Linked DNA regions of Mus musculus: region 2 is linked to region 1. The links are chromatin contacts, found by Hi-C in ENCODE. All regions are on one chromosome and are shown on one strand. The core of a region is the stretch at or near the end of the contact, and the rest is flanking DNA. Distances in the headings are between cores, read along the strand shown. Region 1 has its middle 19 kb from the start of AI197445. Region 2 holds the start of Smim15 (small integral membrane protein 15).

Region 1 (5,865 bases), core at 2,426-4,925:
ATCCTAAAAGATGGTGATTCTGAGAGTAATACCTCTGTGCTGTGATGGCCCACCTCATGAGGTTTCAGAAGGAAGCAAGGACTTTAGCAGCAACTGGGCTAGAGGTTGGTCCTGTGATGTTTTGGCAAAGAATTTTGCCTCCTTCTTTCTTCGTTCTAAGAACTTGCCTGAGACTATATTTAAAAGTAATGGGATACTTTCTTTGATGGAGAAAAATCTCAAAACAGTGTTGAGACTGTTAAAGACAATGGGGGAATTTTAAAGGTTGGATGATGACATTTTGCGTTGCCACTTGACCATGAATCTTTGGGGGCTGAGGAGTAGAATGTGTTAGTTTGAATAAGTAATGTTCCTGTAGGTTCAGGTATATGAATACTTGGACCCCAGTTAGTGGAACTGTTTGGAGAGGTAATGAACCCTTCAAGAAGTATAGCCTTGTTGAAGGAAGTACGTCACTGGGGGTGGGTTTTGAGAGTCTATAGCCTCATTCTACTTCACTGTCTGCCTTGTATTTGCAGGTGAGATGAGCTCAGTAAGCTAGTGCTTATTAACACGTCACTTTGAAACTTGGTATGCTGAGATGGTAAACAATATCTCAAGACTTCTGTGGGTCAGAAACTTGAAAGCTGTTTGGTGTTTGGCTCAGAGACTTTAGTCATCAGACTACAGTGTCCTGAGGGTTTGATTGGGACTAGAAGATATGCTCTTAAGACGGCACACACATGGCTCCTGGTGGGAGGCTTCAGGCCACATGCATCTCCCAGCAGAGACAACAAAGAGCCCTGACAACGTGGCATCTGGCTTTCCCCTGGCTGAGTGATAAGAGGAGATCCAGGAGGGAACCCAACTCACATCCAACCTTTTCTGTTTGTTAGAAGCAAGTCATTAATACTAGCTCATTCAAGGGGAGGGTAATTAATTTCCACAAGTTGAAGGGAGAAGTTCTGGAAAATGCTTGAACAGAAATGGAAAACAATTCAGCTATCATTTACTTAAGCATAAAGATGATCTTGATGGCCAGGAGGCATGCATTTGGGAGAGTAGGGACTTTGAAACTATTACCCTTCAAGGGCTGCACTGTCAGTGGGAGAATCCCACTCAGGGAGAGCATTTGTCTTCCTGGGCATTAGCCTTGAGAATCTGTACTCAAATGCACACTACCACACAGACTAAAACCTCCAAATGAAGAGTGCAGCAAAGTAATGTCTCTCCGAAGAGCACAGTCATTAAATAATTACTAAATTTCAAGGAACTTGAGATAATAATCAGAAATCACTGTTACAAAAACACAGCAAAGTCAGCCAAGATGGCTAAGAGACAAGAAGACAACTCGAAATGCTAAGCTGACTCCACAGTTTCATCCACTGGGATGACATTGACCTGGGATTCTAGACAACACTGTTACAATAAATAAATGTGTGTGTTTCAGATGGTCCTTTAGCAAGACCTTGGTGTGAGTCTGGAGAAAGTAGCTATCGATTTAGCATCTGGACTGTAGACAAAAGCCCAAGAGCTACTTCAGGAAAGCACGAGATGAGGGAGCACAGAGAGTGAAAGGGTAAAGGGCAGTGTATCTGTCCTTCAAGAAGCCATAAAACAAGCCGCGGAAGAGTTGTGCTGTGCTTCCTTTGGCGGTTACAATGGCCAGCCATGGTTTTGTTCATGTCCAAGGACCCATGCTACTGCCCTTTATCAGCCATGGTGACAAACAGCAAAGGAGGTAGAAGTGAACTTGAGCCTGTGACTTTCTACAATGTAACTGCAAAAATTCAAATTCTGGATTCAAACTGAGCTTTATTTATCATGCTTGTTTGTTTGTTTTTAGACAGGTTCTCATTACAGCCCTAGCTTGCCTGGAAATCACTACATAGACCAAATTGGTCTCAAAAAAAAAAATCACAGAAATCTACCTATCTTTGCCTTCAAACTGCTGGAATTAAAGGCATGCACTTCCAGGGCCAGATAGGTTATTTATTTAGCGAGAATTACTATGCTGATGATATTAAAGGGGAAGGGATGATCTTGGGAAGCAATATAGTTTAATTTCTGATTTTCAATTTTAAAATTGTGTTTGTGTTTGGGGGTGGAGAATGGGGTATGCTGAAACAGTGGTGTGGATATGGAATTTAGAGAACAGCCTGTAGGAGTCGATTCTCTCTTTCTACCACGTAGGTCCCAGAGTTCAATCTCAGACCATCAAGCTTGGTGGCAAGAACCTTTACTTGTGGAACCATCTCCCCCCTCCCTCCACCCCGGTTTCCTAATTTTAAAGTCCTAGTAAACCAGGACCTATAATAAGAATCACTGGAACTAGACCCAGTGTCATGCTGAAAATTTCCGCTGTGAGGTAGAGGAGAGCTAGGCAGTCACCTAAAAGCATTATCCCAGCCACAGTCTTCCCACGTGGAGTTTTGCAAATCTGATGGCCCAAGCAGCTCACCCTCTTGGTTAGAAAACCATGGTCAGCCAGGACTATTGTTAGACAGACCTGTATACTCAGGGGTCTGTAGGCTCATTGAGGGAATTGGATCTGCTATTTTTTGTTAGTTTGGAGAGTTGATCACATAAGTAGATATTTATTGAGCATGCTCGGTATGTATATCTGATCTAATATTGACATTGGTTTGCTAGCTGTACTGCCCAACGAGAGCAGGCTATTGCTAGGACATTGCATGTGCATAGTTCCAAAGTATTTGCCCAAACTTGGCCATCTCTCTATTTTAAATGATCATGCTTTCTTTACCTGAAATTGAAAAATGGTGAGGGTAGTGCATTAGTAACTCATCTTATTACTGTGACAAAATATCCAAAGAAAGCAACTTAAAGAGGGAAGGGTTTCTTTCATCCCACAGTTTGAGTGTAGAGTCCATCAAGACGGGGAAGTCCTAGGGGCCAATAGAGTTACTAATCGTTGCGTCTAATCGTTGCGTCTAATCGTTGCGTCTAATCGTTGCGTCTAATCGTTGCGTCTAGTCAGGAAGCAGGGAGAGATCAACACTGAATCTCAGCACACTCTCTCATTTCTACTCAGCCTTGGGGTGGTGATGCCACAGTTAGGGCGGGTCTTCCCAACTCAACCCAATTAAAAACAACAACAACAACAACAACAACAACAACAACAGCAACAACAACAACAACAACAGCAACAGCAACAAAAACCTCTTTCACAGACATTCTTAGAGGTTGGTCACTCAAGCGATTCTCAATCCTGTCAACTTGGCAGTCAGTGCTAACCATCACAATGCGCATGCCTTTTGCCTGCGTGCCTTTTGGGTTTCATCCCAGAGTGTGCTTTGAGAATGCTGAGTGTAGTGAGATCATTTGGTATGCTTCATGCTCCCTGCTTTTGCCTACTCCCAGTCCTGGGAAGGATAAGACAGCTTTTCATTAGGAACTGGGTCCAGCCAGCTGGAAAGCCTGGTGAGCAGGTTACATAATGCCAATTACCTCATTAGTCCCCCGTGTTGTTTCTGGAACTTCCTCTTACGTAGAAGCCCCATCTCATCTCAGGCAGCTTGCAACTAACTAGACAACAGTTTCGTTTTGTAAGTGGTGACCTGGACCTTGCTTTCTTGGCATTTATGCCTAGGGTACGGCATGAAGTCAGAGTGGAATTTTCCCAGCCTCTTGTTTTCTTCCAAGTGCCGATGCCTTGGCTGAGGACTGCAGAAAATTTGGATGTGACAGGAAATGCTGTGTGGAGGGACGGCGTGCACAGTCTAAGAGAATGTGCTGTATTGGAACCAAAACACGTTGAGCATAAGGTGCTCCGTGCCCTCTCTGGCAGCTCTTGAACTGCTGGTCCCATTCCTCCAATCCTGTCCTTTCTGTCCTTCTGGCAAGGATGTTCTGGTGTGTTCTCCTAGTAGCAAGGCAAAGTTCTTTTTACTCTAGATGCATTTGCCTGGTTAAAAAAACTAAAGCCCCAGTGAGTATACTGGGATAGACTTTCTGATGGGAAACTTGCATTATATCAAAAATCAGTTCTATTTAGGTGCATTTATACAAAAGAAATAATCACATTCATTCACAGAGGGTTAAGAACAGGGATGTTCATTGTGGGACTGTTCAGATAAAACTAACAGGATTCCAAAGTTTAATGAACAGGACCAAGCAATATCTATCCTCCCATACTCCTGGTTTAGAGGAGGTTAACACCAGGCTAACAAAGGAGCTGAAGAGCTCCCTTGAAAATGAAATGTCTGAAAGCCTTATTCTTTCATTCATCTTTAAGTGTGTTATGTGTTTGCATGTGTGTGTGCATAAGTGCACAGGCCAGTGGCTAATATCTGTTTCTTTCTCAGTCACTCTATATTAACTTTTCAAGACAGGGTCTTTCATTGAACCTGGAGTTCATCAACTCAACTGGACTAGCTGACCTGTCAATAGGTTCTGGAAAGCCGGCACTGGGAGTATAGGCACACACTGTGCCTGTGATTGGAAAAATTCAGTGCTGACACCACAAATGTTCCAGGAAACTGAGATGGTTGATCATCCTACCCTTGACTCAGGATGTGTGGGCAGATCTTCACCGAAAAAATCTATGTAAGAATCACCAGCATGTGTAACTCAATATTGGGCATACAGGACTTTGAGCAATTTTCTATGGGACTCGACCTGAGGACAATGAGGAATAGGCTTTCCTTTTCATTCCAGAGGGTGGTGAGAGCTATAGAAACGGCTGGATTTGAAGGCCATTGATGGCATTGTGGTTACATTAATGTTTAGAACAGATTTTCCAGAGCCTCGTGACACAGGTACAATAGGAACAGAAGCTCAGCCCACAGAACTTCCAGGGGAACTGCCAGCCTTGGGGACATGTGGCTTCTCAGGGAACATTCAGGAGCCAGGACCTATCCCTGGGCACAGGCAAGGACTCCTGGGAATACAAATATTTAAGAGAAGGAATAAAAATGGGAGCTGGGTCTATAGAGACATTAAAACTTGAGAATCAAGATGGCCTTATTTGTACTTATTGACAAGTAAGACATGAGACAACCAGGGCATATTTATGAGTAATAAATATAATATAATAGAAGATACGTATGGTATTTAAAGTCATTTGGAATGAGTTTGAGAGAGGAAGTGTGTGTGTGTGTGTGTGTGTGTGTGTGTGTGTGTGTGTGTATGTGTGTGTGTGTATCTGTCTGTCTATCTGTCCTAGGACTCAAGCTTAGGTCTTCAAGCTTGGCAGCATGCACCTTTACCTGCTGAGCCATCTCAACAGCCCACTTCTTTTTTTAAAATTTTATTTATTTTTTCACTACACTAGATCAGTAACCATTACTCCCATTTTTAAAGGTACAAAAACCGAGACTCCTAGAAGCTTAATAATTAACATGCTGTATCTGTGGTGCCATGCAGTAGTATTTGTTATCTTAGATTTCCCAGCCTTTTGTGTTCCTGGTTCAGAATGGCAGTAGTCACGCAGACATTCTGGGAGAATACATACATGCTGGCACAGTGTATTAGCATGCTATTCCACTGCTGGCTGATGGCTCAGACAGTGGCAATGAGAAGACAAAGAAGCCCCTCTGCTTGTCAGTGGCAGCATGCCTTCACTGTTGATGAGAAGGCTTCTCGAGCCTGGAGCTGTGTACTTAACAGAAGCTCATCCAAGTCTCTGTGGCCTGGGTAATGGACCAAAAATCAAGCTCTTCCTGGGAGTTTCTAGTTCAATCAAGTCAAATTACATGAATCTCCACGTTCAGAAATGCATTTATTTTACAGTGTGATTGAAGGAATACTGTTGGTCCTGAGTTTTTACGAGCTATCCTACATTTCTCGATTCCTCAAAATATTCACAGAAATTTACCTGATAAGACTTAATTGCAGTCAAGCTGTGTAAGGTACTTGTTCCATCAG
Region 2 (5,865 bases), core at 1,565-4,064, 590 kb before region 1:
TTCAATAAAGATTAGCATCTCCATTTAGGAAAAAAATAGTTCAAATCGAACAACACAGATCATTTCTAGAAAGTAAAGACCAATTTATAGAAGGTAAGGCCCACTTGAACTGTGTCCTATGGGCATCCTCCATGCCTCTAATTCTCAGGACAAACCGTGCAGGAGCAGACAAACAAAGAGCTTGACTTCCACCGGCTCAATTCAGGAAAGGGCTGAAGCCGGCCGTTGCTGACACACCATCAGTACTGCTAAGTGCTAATTAACCAAAGTACAAATCAGACTCCTTGTCTGACATCTCGGCCAGACCATAAAAAGTCCTCCCAGAGAAAGAGAAGTAGGTGTTTATTTTTGGAACATAGGTTAAGGAAACCATGATGCTTAAAAAAAAAAACAAAAAAATCCACATTCATACATCCGGGGGAAAAAAAGATTGCTAAGTTATGGGCTTTCAAATTTGACAGCTCTACCAAAAAAAAAAAAAAAAAAAAAAAGAGAAATGCGTCCACACGGTAAGTGTGCATCTTGGTCTTTTTTGAGTTGGTAACAGAGGATCACCTGGTAAAATATGGTGAGGACTTGAGTGGCATTTCCTATATTGTTCCTGTTTCTAGCAACCTGTTTCAATTACAGGTTGAATTACAATGCCAGCATTTAGGGAAGGTTTGTGTGTATTTACAGCCACCTAAAGTCTCAAGCTAAGATTTTTAAAAACCATTTACCTTATGTTAGAGTAGTGACCTCTAATTTTCCCCTGGGACTATCAGTGAGTCAGTCAGAATTCAGACGATTGTTGGTTATGTCTTCTTCAGTCTGACCATACGATGTGGAGGGGGTTAAATTCTATATACATATACATGGATGAGCTAGAAAAGAAGACAATCAAGTCATAACTATTGTAAGATAGTTGCAGGATATTTTGATCACACTGTGAACCCCAAGATTGTGCTGTAGTGTGCCCTCCCCGCTCCTTAGCACACACCTTTGGTCCCTCTGCCTGGAATGCAGACACGCCCTTAGTATACAACCTTTAATCCCAAACAAGGTAAAGTTAGTTTGTAGAAGGAAGCACCATATTTGAAAGTGATGTCAAAGTGATGAATCAGAGAAAGATTTGATACAGGATATGCCCAGCCCTCAAAAGAGGAAAGAGGAAAAAGAGGCTAGTTAAGAGAGCAGCACAGAGAAAGAAGAAAGGAGAAGGCAGTTTTACCAGGAGAGTTTTACAGAGACAGGCTGGAGAGAGAGAACAAGCTAGACACAGGTGAAGACAATGAGCCAGAGGATGAGAAGCCAGAAGAGCAGAACACATTGCTAGAGTCTGAGGTCAAGCAGAGCAATTCAGAAGAGGAGAAAGAGAAGCCAGATTGAATCAGTCAACTTGGCGAGGAGTTTGAGCTAGAACAGCTAGCTGAGTAAGTGAGTTAGCCAGCACACAGGAAGAACAAGAAAGGATGCGCTTTTCAGCAATAAGTCTCAGAAGCTGAAAACACTCTAGGCCTAGATAAGATTGTGTGGAGGCTAGAAGCTTCCGGGACTAGGCCTGGGTTAGCAGACTGAGCAGTAAGCCTCAAAGATGACAATTACAACAGGAGAATAAAAGATACCTTTACAGTAAGATTAGAAATGGAAAAAAAAAAAAAAAAAAAAAAAAAACCTCTAAATTCTCCTCTAAACACAAACAAGTAAAAACATCTTTCTATAATAGTATAGCCTCTTAACACCTATTTCTCCCTAAATTACAACTGCAAATGTCCCAAAATAAGAGTTCTAATTCGTAGAAGCCAAGTATTCTACGTAAATTATTTGAGTACTAAAGTTTTGTCTGAATAATAATGACTTTCACTAACATAAAAAAAATCAAGCTGGCTGGCTGACATGTTACAGGTACCATACCCATAAAGATTTTTAATCTTTGCGTCTACTGTTGGGGATCCAACCCAAAGCCTAGTAGAGCACAGTAGACAGATGCTCCACCGCTGACCAACCAAGAATTTAAACTGCTTGTACTTAAGAATCCTCATTTATTCGTTGGATTGGGTACATCGTTACAAAGTCAAACACTATGCTTTGCTCTTTAAAGGTTTTGTGGTCTGTAGTTCAATTAATGTACCTTACAAGAAAATAAAGAATTACCAAAATAATTATGGTACCCACAACCCGTCACATCAAGAAAACTATCACTGGATTTAACTTCCATGTCCCCATGCTATCTCCGTATTTGTATCAGAAACCATGCCCCTACTTTCAGCACATTAAACTTTCTGGAGACGTTAACCATCCAGTCCCTTGTCGCTACGCCCTCGCCCAGTTGTAACCAGTTTGCAGGAAGGTCCAAGAAAGATCGATCTTTCTCGAGTCCAGTAACGAACTAAATACAAGTCTGCGAAATCCGCCCAACTTTGCAAATAAGACTAGCGCGACTTGATGACTAGGCTATGGCAAAGTTACGGTCCACAGGCCACACATCTCGAGAGCACCTCAGTCTCGCACCAAAACATCCTCGCCTTACTTTCAGGCACATTCCTTCACCTCACAAAGCCTAGGGGACCCGGAGCTGCACCAGGCGTCTCTAGACTTACAGCTTCTCTCCTAACTTTCCCCGCTTAGCATTCTCCTTGCCCCGGGCCATGTCCACGGCCATCAGTCGGCCTCACCGGCTAAGGACGCCGCCCCGCCGAGCGAAGCCGGGCAGGACCCGCGGTCAGGAGCTCAGAGAGCCGGGAGAGCCCGGCCACACGCTCAGCTTAGGCTACAGCAAGCCACCGCAGCCCTAGGGGATCCCCGCTCCCATTCCCACTCACCGCCAGGCAGGAAAGTGGAAAGCGGAAGCCGCTCCGCTCAGGTCCCGCCCGAAGGCGGGGCGGGGCGGGGCGGGATGAGGAAGTGGCGGGCGGGTTTCCGGCGGCGCAATGTCTAGAGCCATAGCGGGAGGGCGGGGAGGGGCGGCGCGGCGAGGCGAGGCGAGGCGCGGAGGCTTCGTGTCCGCGGTCGGGGATGCTGCCGCGCGCCGCTTCGTGTGCGCTGCAGGTGGGGCATCGTGGCCTCGCGTCCTGCGTGGGACGCCGGCGAGGAGACGGAGTGGGTGAGGAGTTCGTCCAGGGGACTCTCAGCCCAGAGAGCCGCAGCTAGACACGAGGGGGACCCCGCAGTCTCCTTAGAGCCTTCTCGAGGCCGTGGAAGGACTGGCGTGTTCCCTAACTCGCCCCTCACTCATGCTGTAGAGTTGAACAATAGTTAAATATTTAAAGATTTGGCCAAGCAGCAGCCCGGCTGGGATGTGTCCAGTGAACCTTGGTAGCAGGGGGAAATGCTGCCACGCTGTGGGAAAGAGGTTCCGTTGTTTGTTTTTCATTTAAGAGCCTAACTTACTTCACAAAGGAATGGTCGATACTTGCCCCAAAGTAAACTGTCAATAATTAAACTGTCAGGGCATAGAGATCGCAATACATAAATAAAGGACTTCAAAAAGTCAACAAGCAGAAAGGGGTGCGTTAAATGGGTCTCCTAATCTACAGGGACGGAAAGATTAGCTCTGGTTTGGTTGGTGCTCAAATTTTGTGATTGCTTGCCTGAACTACTTGCTCTGTTTGACTGCCTCTGGCGAATGTTGCAAGACCTCCTCGCTGTTGTGTGCCAAATAAAGCAAGTTTTTATTCCTGAGAGACTGTGAGCGTTCCCTTTGAGGAGCAAGCCGAGACATGTATGAGTAGTTAGAGTATAACAACAGTAACCATTATTTACCAAGGAGCAGACTTTGGCAGCTAATCTAAGGATCTAAAATACTGCTACCCGGGTATATGCTAATGGCTGCATATTGTAATGGCAGCCGTGGTTTTCTTATTCTTGTGTGAAAGCCTGAAGGATTGCTTAAAACCTGTACAAACAAGCGTACCCATAACCGGCTTGTATCCATAACCGGCTTGTATCCGTGACATGTTCACTTCAGTAGATGGTTCCTCACAAGTTCTGCCTCCCAGTGTGTTGCTCTGTTTTATCTCTAAAGGACCCAGGGTCCCCGCAAGTCTTGGGAATAAAAGGAAGCAGTACCGTAAGGAAGGAACTGAGGAGGGGGTGCACCAGCCTAATCGTGCACAGTACACACACTTACAACGGAGAGAAAGAAAGCAGCAAGCTTCTTTGGCTATTGGAGACCTAGCCTTCACACTCAGATTTTAGGGCTCTCTCTTCTGGTGTATTAGGCAGGCCTGTGCAAGCCCAAGAACAGCATAGAGGTTGCCATGGAGGACAGCCTTACTGGGGCCTGCATTACCTTAACCAAAGATGATAAGTAAGATAGGCTCCCAAACCATGGGCTGACTGTTCCATGGCGAGGTCAGCTTTCTAGTCTCTGTACTGATGCCCCTACAGCACTCATTCTCTCTGAGCCTTTTCCTCCCGTATATCTAGAGGGCATTCTAGTTGACCTCTGATCATTCGGGCCCCTTCAGATCAGTAAATTAGTGTATCTGGCCAGTCCCCTAGCTCTTTATCCTTTCTGGGAGAGGGAGTAGTCACGGGTTTGTTTGAAAGACTCTTGCTATGTAGCCCAGACTCTACCTGAGCTCTGGGTCATTGTGGTCCACTCTCTTAAGTAATGGGATGGTGGGCGGTCACCACCACCGTTGTCTTAACTTGGATTTTATTCTCCCAAATGTCCCAAATGCATTATGAGATAACAACTAATACGTTCTGCCTTGTTCTTAAGAAGCAGATTTTAGCCAGGTGTAACCCCGAGACTTGAGAGGTGAAGACAGGAAGATGAACAACCTTGGTAGGCGTACAGTGAGTTTGAACCATTCTGGGCTACTTGAGACCCTGTCTCAGAGAAGAGGTAGGGTGTTAAGGTAGTTCCCATGGAGAGCAGACTAGGAAAAGCTGTGTGTGCAGGATTAAAGCAGCCCACATAGCAGCTCTGAAGCCAAGGAACAGCTGCACAATATTTGTTATTGCACAAAGCCTTTAAAAAATTGTTCGTTTGCTTTTCTCTTGTAAGGTAATTCCTGGTAGACTTGTCATTCCTTAGTTTCTAAAGTCTTTTTTTTTTTTAATGTTTGTAAGTACAAAGTTAAGTCTCACTCTAACCATGTGTCAATGAAAGGCATGTACCCTGAATAAGATTCTGTTGTTGTAATAATGTTATTTGCTCTGATTAAAAGATGCTGAAAGGTCTCTCACCTGTACTTGGCCTTATTTCCTTCCCTCCAGTAACCCTGTACATATGTAACTTCTTTTGATGGAATTGGGTTTTATCCCTGAATTTTATTTCATAACCTTATTTAAATATCAGTTGAGTACTTTCTGTGTACCCAGTACTGAAGTCAGTGCCTCTCAAATACTGTCACTAATCCCGAACTAAATCACCCATCAAAAGTTCATGTTCTTATACAGGTTTTCCAGTTTAACAACAGAAGACTTAAAAAGTAAAGCAGGATTCTAAACTTATTTTATCAAAATCTCTGCTCACTCCAGTCTTGGCAGAAATGTTTTCTCTTTTCTCCCCTCCCCCTCACCCCCGGCCCCCAAAGTGGAGTTATGTTTTTAGAGTCTGTCACTGCTGACAAAAACTAAAATCCCCGACTTGCCTAGTGTCCAGGTGGTGGCAGCATGTCTCAGAGCTAGCGTGCTGGGGAAGGCGTTTCCAGCCGTGCTGGTTGGCTGCTTGTGTGAACGTGCATAACCTGCCTCTGTGCAGAGCTCTCACTTCTCCATTTATCGACCCATCAGTGATTCATCCCACTATAGCCTCCTCTTCTGGTAGATTACACTTCGGGAGTTTCTCTTCAGCTTCTTTTATCTATGAAGTGTCTATCAGACTCTTTCTAGAAAACTCATTAGGGCCTATCAGGCCAGACAGTGTTATTTCAG

What was found. Hi-C counts contacts between places; a loop is a spot of excess contacts on that map.
Region 2: a loop to region 1 is called in a map of left cerebral cortex, with 3 times the contacts of the local background. The contact joins the promoter of Smim15 here to the enhancer-like site in region 1. A Hi-C loop is called at or near these places in 2 of 37 maps with a recorded cell type or tissue (Patski and left cerebral cortex).

What each region holds. Positions count from the first base shown.
Region 1 is chr13:107,447,530-107,453,394 of GRCm38, reverse strand. No RefSeq gene overlaps it. Among named protein-coding and RNA genes, the nearest start is that of AI197445, 19 kb to the left of the region's middle. Within about 2 kb of position 3,675, at least 2 of the 3 ENCODE cell types and tissues checked have a DNase peak (open chromatin) inside an H3K27ac peak, as active enhancers do; they include left cerebral cortex, where a contact is called at or near this core.
Region 2 is chr13:108,041,423-108,047,287 of GRCm38, reverse strand. Smim15 (small integral membrane protein 15) reads right to left here and starts at 2,814. Exons shown (of 3, transcript NM_001048250.2): 1 at 2,802-2,814; 2 at 720-863. It overlaps Gm41055 (a long non-coding RNA gene), which reads left to right and starts at 2,817. Exons shown (of 5, transcript XR_003950673.1): 1 at 2,817-3,082.